3 separate regions of the Homo sapiens genome follow, and all the other regions are linked to region 1. Evidence: chromatin contacts called from ENCODE Hi-C or POLR2A ChIA-PET data. All regions are on one chromosome and are shown on one strand. Each heading gives the region's core, a stretch centred on a gene start or an enhancer-like site at or near the end of the contact. The rest is flanking DNA. Distances are from core to core; before and after follow the strand shown.

Region 1 (4,020 bases), core at 79-2,578:
GGAATCTAATGTACAACATGTTGACTATAGCTAATAATTCTGTATTGTTTACTTGAAGTTTGCTAAGACAAATTTGCTTAAGTGCCCCCCCACCGAACTACTACATAAATTAGTGAAGGATGTTTTACTTAATTTGATTTTGGTAATCATTACACAATGTATAATTATATCCAGTCATCACATTGTACACCTTGAATATATATAATTTTTTGTCAAATAATAAAGCTGGGAAGAAAACGATAAAACTGACAATCTAACATATATGATGAGGTAAAAAGATCTGGTATTTCAAGAAATTTGGATGACCTCTTGCACCCCACTTCGCTAGCCTCTACTCCCTAGAGTCATGTTCTGACTATGTGAAGTTGAGCAACTTCCTTAATCTTGCCACGCTTCAGTTCTTATCTGTAAAATATGATAATGAAACGATTTGAGAATTGTGAGGGTTAAATGAGATAATTCAGGTAAAGCTCTAAACCCCCTGCAAAGAATAAAGTCTTTTCTTTCCCCCCAAAACTTGAGTGTTAGAATTCATTCTCTCTGGTTTCTCTCTTTTACTATGCTAAAAAATGATCCAGGTCCGTCCTTCTCATTGGCAAGATTGTTTTACAGTTTCCTTCAAGAGATAACTGGGGGCTACTTGTAATAGAACACTAGAAGAGTTACACAGGTCTTAGAAACTACGTTTTTCATAGTAATTATGTTGGTTTGCACTTCCTGGCTTCCTTTCTTGGACGGTAGGTACCTGGAAGCCTAGTGGAGCAGATTCCCCCCACTTAAAGATACTTATAAAAATAACGAACATAGTTCCGATGACCATGTGCCCAACACCGCTCTGCGCACTTCACACAGTAATATCATCTCAGCCTGTGACCGTTCCGAGTTAGGTGCCGGGATTCTCCCTGTTTTGTGATAACTTGCCCGAGGTCGTACAGCTAGCCAGCTATGGAACCAGTATTCAAACTCGGCTACGCTGCAGCCCGTGGCCCTCCACTTTCTTGCTCGTGCTCTGGAGTTTAGGCGGCCGATGGGGGCGGGGTCCTTTGGGTCAGGTTGTGGCCTCATAGAACAGCGCTTGCTGCGGTTGGATGGATGGGTGGGTGGGTGGGTGAGTGAATGAAGAGAAGAAACCTGGTGGCGTCGTCCCAGGGCTGTGGAGCGCCCCGAAGGTGCGCACGTCCCTGGCTAGCCTGCGAGCGCGTCCCGGTGGCCGCACCTGCCAGCCGCGCGATTCTTAGCACTCTCCGCCACTTCCGGCCGTGGCCCCGCCCTGTCGGGTGGCTGGCGTCCGTTACGCGTTGAGGCATTTTGTCCCCAGCGCCGACCCGTCTCTCTGCCCCCGCCGCTGCCATGGCGGCAGCTCCGCCGCTTTCCAAGGCCGAGTATCTGAAGCGTTACTTGTCCGGGGCAGATGCCGGCGTCGACCGGGGATCTGAGTCCGGTCGCAAGCGTCGCAAAAAGCGGCCGAAGCCTGGCGGGGCCGGCGGCAAGGGGTGAGTTGGTACCGGCCGGGGCGGGGCCTGCGACGTCTAGCCACCCCTTCCCAACTCCGCCCTCGGCCGCCCGGCAGTTCCTTCCCTCTTGGCGGGTCTCTCGGCTTCTCCGCCGACCCCTGCTCATGCTCAGGGCCCCACTCACATCGCTTGAGGCCCCCCGCCTTGCCTCTGCCGCCCCGCTTACATCTCGAGCCTCTGAGCAGTAGCGTCAGTGCGTTAAAGCCGGGGTGTAACTTTGATTACTCTTTTCCCGCCTTGGTAGACTTCCGTCCTCTCCCATAGAGAATGAATATTGTGCCTCGAGAATAATGGAGCGGATTCAAAGCCTCTGTGCTTGGATCTTTAGGGCCCGGTACCTGCCTGTGGGGATTCCCAGATCCCAAGGACTTGGTTCTGAATCAGAGACCTTTGATCACCTCCTGTTACTCTTAGTAATAGTCCTAACGTGAGAAGCTAACATTTATATAGTTATACTTTTCTTGCCAGGCACCATTATAAGAAATTTAAACATATATAAGTTTATTTAAGCCTCACCACACTACCATGAAGTGGGTATTATTTTCATATGGGACAACTTTGTGGCCCAGTGTAGTGGGCCCTACCAAATCGTTTTCCACCCAGAACCACAGAATGTGACATTTAGAAATAGGGTCTTTGGAGATGTAATCAGTTAAGATGAGGTCATACTTGATTAAGGTGGGTGCCAAATCCAAGATGACTGTTTGCCTTTTAAAAAGAGGGAAGTATGGATACAGACACAGCAACAAAGGAAAAACGACCATGTCTAGATGAAGGCTGAGATTGGATTGGATTTATGTTGCCAAAAGCCAAGGTATGCTTGGGGCTACCAGAAGCTGGGAGAGGCAAGGAAAGATTCTCTGCTAGAGACTTTCCAGGGAGGATGGCCTTGCAGACACCTGGATTTCAGATTGCTAGCTTCCAGAACTGCGAGAGAGTTTCTGTTGTTTTATGCCACGCAATTTGTGGTACTTTGTTACAGTAACCCTAAGGCACTGAGATACCCAGTGAAGTCACATTGTTCTAAAGAACTAGTCCAAGTTCTTTTCTGGTTTGGTGCTTGCCTTATTATTGTCTTCGTCTTTCTGCCTCGCTGACTTGTGTGGATCCTTTGGAGGCAGTGCCATGTGATGAAAGTAGCTTGAGTGTTGGAGCAGCACTGGTCAGAGTTCGAATCCTAGCTGTGCCACTTTATAGGCTGTGTACCCTTGGGCAAGGTGTTTCATCTCACTGAGCTGCAGTTTCCTTATCTTTAAAATGAGAATAATAATAATAATGGTTTTATTAAGTGGTGGTTGTGATTAGAGGGATTGCATTAAGTGACCCTGGCTTTTTGAATAACTTCACATCATGGCAGTCATTGTTATTATTTGGGCTCAGCTATATAGTTTATCCACGTAACAAACATTTATTGAATATTTCGTATTCCAGTTACTGTAGGGTGTTGAGGATGCCTCTGTGAACAAAAAAAACATAGTCCCTGTTCTTGTGGAGCTTATAGATTAATGGGAATACAGGCTTTAAGCAACTAATTACACAACTAATCGATATATTTTCTTTATGATAAATGCAATGAAAGTATTCCAAGAGTTTTTAACAAGGGTTCTTAGTCTTGAGTGAGTGTGGGATGGTGAGGGAATTGGGTGAAGCAGTCAAGAAAAGTTTGCCAAAGGAAGTTAAATTTGTGTTAGGACCTGAAGAATGAGGAAGAGTTTCCTGGAATGAGAAAGAGTTTCCTAGCACTTTGGGAGGCCAAGGCGGGTGGATTGCTTGCATCTAGGAGTTTGAGACCAGTCTGGGCAACATGGTGAAACCCTGTTTCTACAAAAAATACAAAAAAGTAGTCAGGCACAGTGGCACATGCCTGTAGTCCCAGCTACTTGGGAGACTGAGTAGGGAGAATAACTTAACCCCGGGAAGTCAAGGCTGCAGGGAGCCATGATGGTGTCCCTGCACTCCAGCCTGGGCAGCAGTGTGAGACCCTGTCTCAAAAAAGAAAAAGACTAGGGCCGGGCGCGGTGGCTCACGCCTATAATCCCAGCACTTTGGGAGGCCAAGGCGGGCGGATCACGAGGTCAGGAGATCGAGACCATCCTGACTAACACGGTGAAACCCCGTCTCTACTAAAAATACAAAAAATTAGCCAGGCGTGGCAGTGGTCGCCTGTAGTCCCAGCTACTCAGGAGGCTGAGGCAGGAGAATGGTGTGAACCCGGGAGGCAGAGCTTGCAGTGAGCTGAGATCGTGCCACTGCACTCCAGCCTGGGCAACAGAGCGAGACTCCGTCTCAAAAAAAAAAAAAAAGAAAAAGATTGAAAAGAGTAGATCAGGCAGAGGGAAGGAACTGCATATGTGAAAACTGATGTGATAGGAACTTGGCTCCTTTCTAAGCACCAAAGGATGACCAGGGAGGTGTTCAACCAAGGAAGTAGCAGTAGGAGATGAAGTTGACCTTGTAGACAAAGACTGGACCATGCAGGATCCTGTAGGATTTTGAACTTTATTTT
Region 2 (4,297 bases), core at 791-3,290, 2.3 Mb before region 1:
ATTCGTCCACAGTAATGGAAGCAACCTACCGCAGCCCCACCTGGAGAGCAGTGCGGACACAGAATTGAGGAAGGGGCACAGAATTGGCTGGCAACTCTTCCTTGGGTCTTGAGATGGAGGAAACAAATCCATAGGGTTCATTTGCTTGGCAAACCAGGGGAAGCCAACTCCTTTGCTCTGGTAGCTGTCTCATTCAAAGGCTAGGCCAAGGAAGATGGGGAGATGGATGCTTGAAACCTCAATCTCCCCACCCTCTGCAAGGGAGGCCAATGTCCAGTTGAGTCAGCTATCCTGGGGAGTTGCTTCTGACCGAGGGACAAGGTACAGGGAGAGTTGGATGAAGAGGTGGGTTCAAGGTGTAAACTGACAGATGCCATCTGGCTTTTAGCCAGCCAGCTGGACAGAGTAAATAGAGCAATTTCTTGTGGACATTTCTGTTTCCGGCATCTGGGGAACTAGTAAGGTAAAGCCTCCAAACTCATAGTGGCTGGAAATAGAGAACCCTCTGAGCAAGGAGCTGATGGACTGTGAGAGCAAGGAGAGATTGCTGGGTCAGGATGGGAGGGAGCTCCAGAAAAGAGAGACTTCTACCTCCCACCTTATCTCCATCTCATGACCACGCTTCCTGCCCCACTTCCTGGGAGGCCAGATGCCCATGGTGCAATGGGAGGAAGTAGGCTGGACTGGTTTGTGACTGACCCTCAAGGGGCAGTTCCAAGCTCATCTACTGGTAGGGGCACTGTCAATCTGCTCTCCACCTGAACACTCCCCAACCCCCAGTGAACCACAGGCCAGCATGGAGGAGAAGGATGTGTTTGACTGTAGCAGTGAAATTACTGTCGGGTAGGGGGGTGATTCAGGCTCCTTGGGGATCTGCCTGACCACACCAGGGATTTGGGGCATGAAATGTTAAATGGGTGTGGTGGCATGAGAAGCAGGCAAATTCCTTCTGCAGGTGCACCTGTCTCCCATGCCCCAACACAACCAGCACCCAGGCAAGGCGGAAGTGCCCTCAGGCACAGGGATTAGCGTTGCTATGAGAACAGCAACTTGTGCATGGGTTTGGAACCAGAGTACCTTGCCCACAGAAATGGAAGTCTGGGGACCCAGTTGGATTTCTACAACCTCCAGCCTTAGCGGCACCCTTTTCTCTGATCCGGGAGGGGAAGAGAAGCCATAGGGTTCCCCAGTTTATGCCCACCCTCGTCTGGCCTCCTAGCACGAGCAGTCAGTCCCTCCCCTGGAAGGAAAGGCTGAAGGGACCACCCAAGCGCTTGGTCCAACTCACCCCGTTTCTGCAGGCCTGCTCGTTCAGCGCTCGCACCCAAGCCCGCTGCCAGTTCTCCCGGAAAGACTTGAAGGCGAAGAGTGACGCCAGGAGGCCCCGGACTCCTGGCTCCTCGGCGGCGCCAGCCCGAGTCGCCCGCAGCCGCAGCAGCGAGCGCCACACGCCCAGCTCCCGCAGGGAACCCGCGGGTTCCCCGGCTAAGGCGGGTCCCGGGCCCCGGTCCCCGCGGGCCCGCGCCAGCCACAAGCCCCGGGCATATTGCAGCAGCCAGGCGAACACCGTGAGCAGCGAGGCGGCGAAGAGGATCAGCAAGGCCGCCCAGCCCACGTCCCGCTGCCCCCAGCCCGGATCCATGCTCCGCGCGGGCTCCGATCCCGGTCCCGGCTGGGGCTCACCCGCTGCCCCGGGGGAGCATGGCCCGGGCGGGCCGCGGGGAGGAGGTGGGCTCCCCCGGGGCTGGGCGCGCGGGGTCGGGGGCTCTCCGCGGCTGAGTGCCCAGGACTAGTGGGTGCCACAGGGCGAGGAGAGGAGGTCCTCGGGGGTCGCGATGCCGGGGTCTCTGTCTCCGTGGTCCGGGTCTCTCCTAGCTTGGTCAGCAGTCGGACCCGTTAGTCGCCGGCCAGTGCCCGACTCCTCCCACCGCGCGGGCCCCGCCGGACCCTGGAGGGGACTGGTCTGCAGAGACGCTGGGGCTCGCGGGCCGGCACCGGCTCCGGGAGGGCTGCGTGCGCAGAGCTGACACTGACAACACCGCCGGCGCCCCGCCCCCACCCGCCCTTAAAGGAGCCGCACCCGCGCCGGGCGGGGCCAGGACAGCCTGGCGCTCCCTCGCTGGAGGAGGGCGGGAGGGCTAGCAGCGAGCGGAGGAGGTTCCGGGGTTGAAAATAGGCGGGATCTTTGATCACCTCGCCCCATCTTGCAATCGCGGTGCTCCCACACTCAGCTCAAGGCAAGAGTAACTTCACTTACCTAAGATGCTGCCTTTGCTTTCCCCTATGCTTGTTAGATTTCCACAGGTCGGACGCCTGTGAGGTTAAGAAGGAGGTGACCCCTGTGGAAATCACCGCCCCCTTCTCCCAACACCCCCAGACTCAGCGACTTCTAGCTTCCCATTTCCTGGGGGAAGCTAGGCCCAGGGTAAGGAGACGCAGAGCGTCCCTCCCAGATAGAAGTGTCTGGCAGAGGTCCAGCTGATGTCAACAGAGAGAAAGCAGAACCTGAAGCTGGGAGAGGTTGAGAGTAGAACACCGAATTTGAATTCCCCCCACCATCATCACCCTCCTTCCTCTTGGAGCTTGGACCCAGAAACAGCCCCATTAACCTCCTTGCTCGTGTAGGTTTGTTCTGGAGATTCCCAAGCCCAGGCTGTGTGTCTGTTTTTAAAAATAATGTATTTCCATAGTAACAGCTCCTGCCTATGGAGCACGTGTAGAGGGGGTGGTAATGACAAGGGAGCTGGCAATGTAGCACTGGACTATCAATAGATTCAGCCACAAGACCTTGCCACTCTAAGTATGTGATATCCCAACAAGCTCCCAAGAAATGGTGCTGTAGGTACACTGCCCAACCTCTGGCCTCAGAAGCCATCTTTTCCTAGACTCAAGGAGTTGATTCAACCTCTACAGGACTGGGGCTCATCAATGCTTGCTGAGGACAGGGGAAGGAAATACCTGCAAAAGGATTCAAAGGAATCCTGGGGGAATTCACATTCTCCCAAGAGCCCCTTCTTCATACATGTGGGAAGGTCTTTGGCACACAGTCCCTTTCTTAAAGAGGTAGGATGGAAAGGTGTTAAGTATCTTTCTCCCAAACCCAAGTAGTTGTCTGAGGAATGAGCACATGAGAATAAGAGAATAAACAATGCCTTCTGAAGTGTGGGATGGCAGGGCTAGACAGAAACTGACAGGTCAGCAACAGGTTTGTCTGAGCCAGAGGAGGTGGTGGGGTAGCCTGGGCCTCCCTAGATTTCCCTGTAAGGAATGATGGGGAGAGGTGGGGGTGAATGAGGTAACCTCCTGTGGCCCTGCCCATGCATTGTCACTGGACTGCCAAATCAGTGGAGATTCCTAGAGTCTGGGTTTCTAATCTCAAAGGGAGGAGAAGACATGAAATCAAGGGAGGAGAGAACTCAGGGCCAGAACCAGGGATGCAGGAGGAAGCTGTCAGTGGGAAGAGCAGCTAGGGTTTAGGGGAGCAGGTTATGCAGGAAGTTGTCCAGGTAGAAGCTTTCCCTATGAAGACCCTCTTCCCCCAAGAATCCTTCAGGAACCCTCAGACCCCCTAGTGATCTCCATTCTCTGACTTCTTTGATTTATTCCCTCAACTTCTCCACTGAGTGCTTGGTCCTATGCTGCCAGATACTGCTTCACAATTCAGTATCTGAACTGTGAGTCTACCTAGTTACATGAGTCTCCCTAGTTAGTCCTCCCTCTTTTTTTTTTTTTTTTTCTCTTTTCTTGAGACAGAAAGTCACTGTTGCCCAGGCTGGGGTGCAGTAGCGAGATCTTGGCTCACTGCAACCTCCACCTCCCAGGTTTGAGTGATTCTCCTGCCTCAGCCTACCAAGTAGTTGGGACTATAGGCATGCGCCATCATGCCTGGCTAATTTTTGTTATTTTTAGTAGAGACAGGGTTTCACCATGTTGGCCAGGCTGATCTCGAACTCCTGACCTCAGGTGATCCTCCCGCCTCGGCCTCCCAAAGTGCTGGGATTACAGGTGAGAGCCACTGTGCCCAGCCTAGTCCTCCTTCTTTCTTCCATTACTTAGACCTCTAGCACTTACATTCTGCCTTAGAGTCTAGCTGATTGTTTATATGTCTGCTTTTTCCATGCATCAGGAAGCTGCCTAGGGGTGGGAACCATGTCTTAGTCATCTCTTTTCCCTCAAATTCAACCAAGATGCTCCAAATATGCTGAAGTAGACTCCCTGGGGGCAAGCAACTGCAATTATATTAGTTTGTATCCTCCACAGTACTGAAGAGCTTCCTATGCACATAGTAGGGATTAAC
Region 3 (3,751 bases), core at 1,147-3,646, 3.0 Mb after region 1:
AGACAAAATTACAACGAGTTTAGTTTAAAGATCTTAATTCACTTTATTTGTGATTCTAGAATCAGGCAACACTTCATTCCATAAAGTAGAATCAGTGTCCCGATGAGCTGAACAGATGAGGTTGGTTTTATAGAAAGAAAAAGGCTGAAGAAAGGAGACACAAAGAACAAAAAGCAGATTGGCTGTTTCAAATTTAATTTCCTGGTAAGGTGGGAACTGAGAAACAGAACAATAGAAAAATAACTGATTGATTGGCATCAGTTTAGTTCAGGTACTTTTTTGTAAGAATTAAAACAGAGGGAACTTCGTTATCATGAAGACTGAAACTGGCAGGTTTGGGAATTTGGTGATTATCTCTCATTCTCCTGATTTCTCAGAAGGTCAGACAGACAGCTTAGTTTTGGTTTGGCGAAGTAGAGCTTTAGCATGAGTGACTCCATTTTGGTTTGGTCTGTTGGGCTTAGTGCAGGAACTCAGTCCAAAGTGATGGCCTCCTGTAAATGTTAACATTGTGAAACCTTTCTAATTCAGTCAGAGACTGGGTGCTCTTCCTCCAATATTTCCTCTGCCATTTGCATCTTCCTCAGGGGCAGATTAAACTTCACAGCTCATTACTTGCACAAGCCCCTTCTAAGGCTGACATCTAATTTTGTATTCATTATTTTATATTCTTTTCTTTAAAGAGTCCTTCCCCTCCCTGCAACTGTATAAGATTTAAGTTCCACTAAATCTAGATCCATCCCTCATCTACCTACAAATTAGTAATTATCATATTTTTCTGTGATTATATATTCACATGTTGTGGGTCCCCAGACCTAGCACAATGTCTGCTATGTGATAATTGCTTAATAAATATGCAGTACAAAGTTTCAGAATTTTCATCTATCAGTCATTCTTTGTCATTGGGCATTTATTATTAGTTGCAGTTAGAATTCAAAGTTGACAGGTCTACCAAAAAGAAATTGATTTGGTTTTCCAAGGAAGGGAGTTTCTCAGGATGTTTTGGCTGTTTTCAGTGCTTCCTCTCTCAATCCCAGTTTTGTTTCCTTTGCTCATGGCATGTGAATTGGCCCTTGCTTCACTGGGATAAGCAGATTGTCTCAAAGACACTTAACAATTGTCAGGGATCTTAGAGTCAGTGCCTACTTGGGGTCAACCCTCACAATATATCTTTTTAAAAAACCAAAAACCTTTTAATCAAAACAGTACATCTGGCTCTTGGTATCCACGGATCCAACCAACCACAGATCAAAAATATTCTGGAAAAAACTAATAAAAAATAACAATACAACAACAAAAAATAATGCAAATCAAAATACAATATAACGACTCTATAGCATTTAGATTGATTTGTATTAGGTCTTATAAGTAATCAAGAGATGATTTAAAGTGTATGGGGAGGATGTGTGCTGGTTACTTGTAAACATTACATCATTTTATGTAAGAGACTTGAGCATCCACGGATTTTGCTACTGGGGCAGGGGAGGTTTCTGGAACCAATCCCCCCATACCAAGGGAGGACTGTGTATGTTTACTGCAGAAAAATAGAGAAAGCAAGGGCAGAGAAGAGAATAAATACCATAAATCCACCACCCATAGGATAATTTGATGTCTGTCCTTTACATACATACTTACATACTTTTTGTTTTCTGACCAATGGTTATACACTTAAGTTTTTAAAAAGGAATCATAGTATACATAGAATATTGTGAACATCTTTCTGTATGCAATGCATTAAAATAATGAAACCATTTTTAAAAGCTTTTGACACATTTATATATTTATAATATGACAGAAAGTACTAAGTATCTTGTTCACACAGGACTAATATTATGTATATCTAAGTAATATAAATATGTAATGTAGGTAATGTAAATGTGTAATGTATCACGTAGATGTAATATATGTACATAGATGCAATTATAAGCAACCTTTTATTTATAATGAGGTGACGCCACTTCTTTACACAACTCTAGAGGGCGCCATTCGTAGATTCTGGTGCCACAGCGGCCCAATAAAAGTTGAGGAAAAAAGATCGAGATGGGCTCGTTGGCTCTTTCAGTTAGATAATTTTACAAGTAAGCCTTTTGAAGTTTAGAAAGGTTCAGTTAGACCTGGTTATTAAAAACGTTTAATTTCCTCCAGTGAAAAACGGGCGGGAAGCAACGAACTTTGAAAACAACTAAGGAAGAAAACGCGTCTGCTTACAGTTTGCCAACTACGGGACACCGTGGAAATCCCATCTCGGGATTGGCGCGGTGCCTGCTGGGAGTTGTAGTGCGCCCCTCGCCTTCCGGGCGGCGGTCTGAGGCCCGCGAGACTCCGTTTCCCGGCAGGCCTCGCGTCAAGACGGCCGGCGGGACGGGAGCTGCGGCGCTGGCTACGAGAGTGACCCAGTCAGCGTTGGTTCCCGTCTTGGCCATGGCCTCGTTCGTGACAGAAGTTTTGGCACACTCCGGGAGGCTGGAAAAGGAGGATCTGGGGACCCGGATCAGCCGCCTGACCCGGCGGGTGGAGGAGATCAAGGTGAGAGCGGGGCAGCTGTCTGCTGACTGGAAGGGGACTCCGGGTCCTTGTGTGAAGGGACTGGAGAGAGGAGTCAGGGGCTAAGGGCAGACAGAGTGGGGACCAGCAGAGTGGGGCCTGTTGGGGAGATCTAGTTGTGGGGGCTGAATGAGGAGTGGAGGGGCCCAGAATGTGTGGATTGAGGAGGGATCTTGGAGGGGAGCCCACACAGGGGTTGGGAACTGAGGAGGCGAGGAGACCTGGGACTGTGGGGACGAACAGGCGGTGGCTGGAGAGCACTGGAGAGTGGAGTTATGTTGGGGAGGGGTGTGCCGCGGGAAGAGGGAGACTGAAGAGACCAGCAGAGCGGGAGGAGCAACTGGAAGCTCCGAGGAAGCTAGGGAGCGAGCGCAGGAGAGGAATAGAAAAGACAGGATCCCCCTTCCCCTTCTTCCATCGATGAGTGTTTATTTCCTCCACCCACTCCTTGATTTGTTGATGAATAAAATAGCCTGGAGGATTGCACCTTTCTCCTCCCCGACATTAAAAAAAAAACAAACCCAAACCCTCAGTATGTTTTTATTTTTATGTATCTATCTATCTTTTGAGATGGAGTCTTGCTCTGTCGCCCAGGCTGGAGTGATCTCGGCTCACCGCGACCTCTGCCTCCCGGGTTCAAGCGATTCTCCTGCCTCAGCCTCCCGAGTAGCTGAGATTACAGGCGCGTGCCACCACGCCTGGCTAATTTTTTTTTTTTTTTTTTTGTATTTTTAGTACAGACGGAGTTTCACCATGTTGGCCAGACTGGTCTCGAACTCTTGACCTCAGGTGATCCACCCGCCTCGGCCTCCCAAAGTGCTGGGATTACAGGTGTAAGCCACCGTCTCCGGCCTCTTAATGTGGTTTTAAAACTTCATCTACAAGCACATGAAGCTGTGCTGAGTGTCATTGGTACCTACGTAAACGTTGCTGCCTTGAGATTGATACAAAAACTGGAAGCACGTAGCCACACACAGTTTTGCTTTGTACTGATATTGTTACCTTGCCAGTATTTGTCCACATCTTCAGTTGCTTTCATTTAAAATTTTGTGTATCTGAGTCAAGTAGGGTTTCGAGGGAGCAAGTTTGCCACACACCATAAGGGCACAGGTATAACCCTTCCTAACAGCTCTTGATTTTACAAAAGTAGTTTCCTGAATTTTAAGTAGTCATATCCCTGACATCTCTTCTTTAATATGGCTTTCGG

The links. A loop is a pair of places that touch in the nucleus more often than their neighbours do. ChIA-PET counts read pairs that join two places held with the same protein, here RNA polymerase II (POLR2A). Pooled maps may share reads with other maps.
Region 2: a pooled map shows a loop between it and region 1 (4-fold over the local background). The contact joins the promoter of C2CD2L here to the promoter of BUD13 in region 1. A Hi-C loop is called at or near these places in 5 of 50 pooled maps.
Region 3: a loop to region 1 is called in a pooled map, with 9 times the contacts of the local background. The contact joins the promoter of ZW10 here to the promoter of BUD13 in region 1. A Hi-C loop is called at or near these places in 7 of 50 pooled maps. POLR2A ChIA-PET finds 5 or more read pairs at or near these places in 2 of 52 experiments (GM10248 and activated CD4-positive, alpha-beta T cell).

What each region holds. Positions count from the first base shown.
Region 1 is chr11:116,770,295-116,774,314 of GRCh38, reverse strand. BUD13 (BUD13 spliceosome associated protein) reads left to right here and starts at 1,328. Exons shown (of 10, transcript NM_032725.4): 1 at 1,328-1,493. The coding sequence starts at 1,351. It overlaps ZPR1 (ZPR1 zinc finger), which reads left to right. Exons shown (of 14, transcript NM_003904.5): 14 at 1-516. It overlaps BUD13-DT (BUD13 divergent transcript), which reads right to left and starts at 844. Exons shown (of 2, transcript NR_186226.1): 1 at 804-844; 2 at 110-405. RefSeq lists an enhancer at 780-869 and a silencer at 990-1,189.
Region 2 is chr11:119,105,087-119,109,383 of GRCh38, reverse strand. It overlaps C2CD2L (C2CD2 like), which reads right to left and starts at 2,040. Exons shown (of 14, transcript NM_001290474.2): 1 at 1,289-2,040. The coding sequence starts at 1,642. RefSeq lists silencers at 1,406-1,685, 1,756-2,205.
Region 3 is chr11:113,772,337-113,776,087 of GRCh38, reverse strand. It overlaps ZW10 (zw10 kinetochore protein), which reads left to right and starts at 2,396. Exons shown (of 16, transcript NM_004724.4): 1 at 2,396-2,526. The coding sequence starts at 2,422. RefSeq lists enhancers at 2,206-2,265, 2,396-2,665.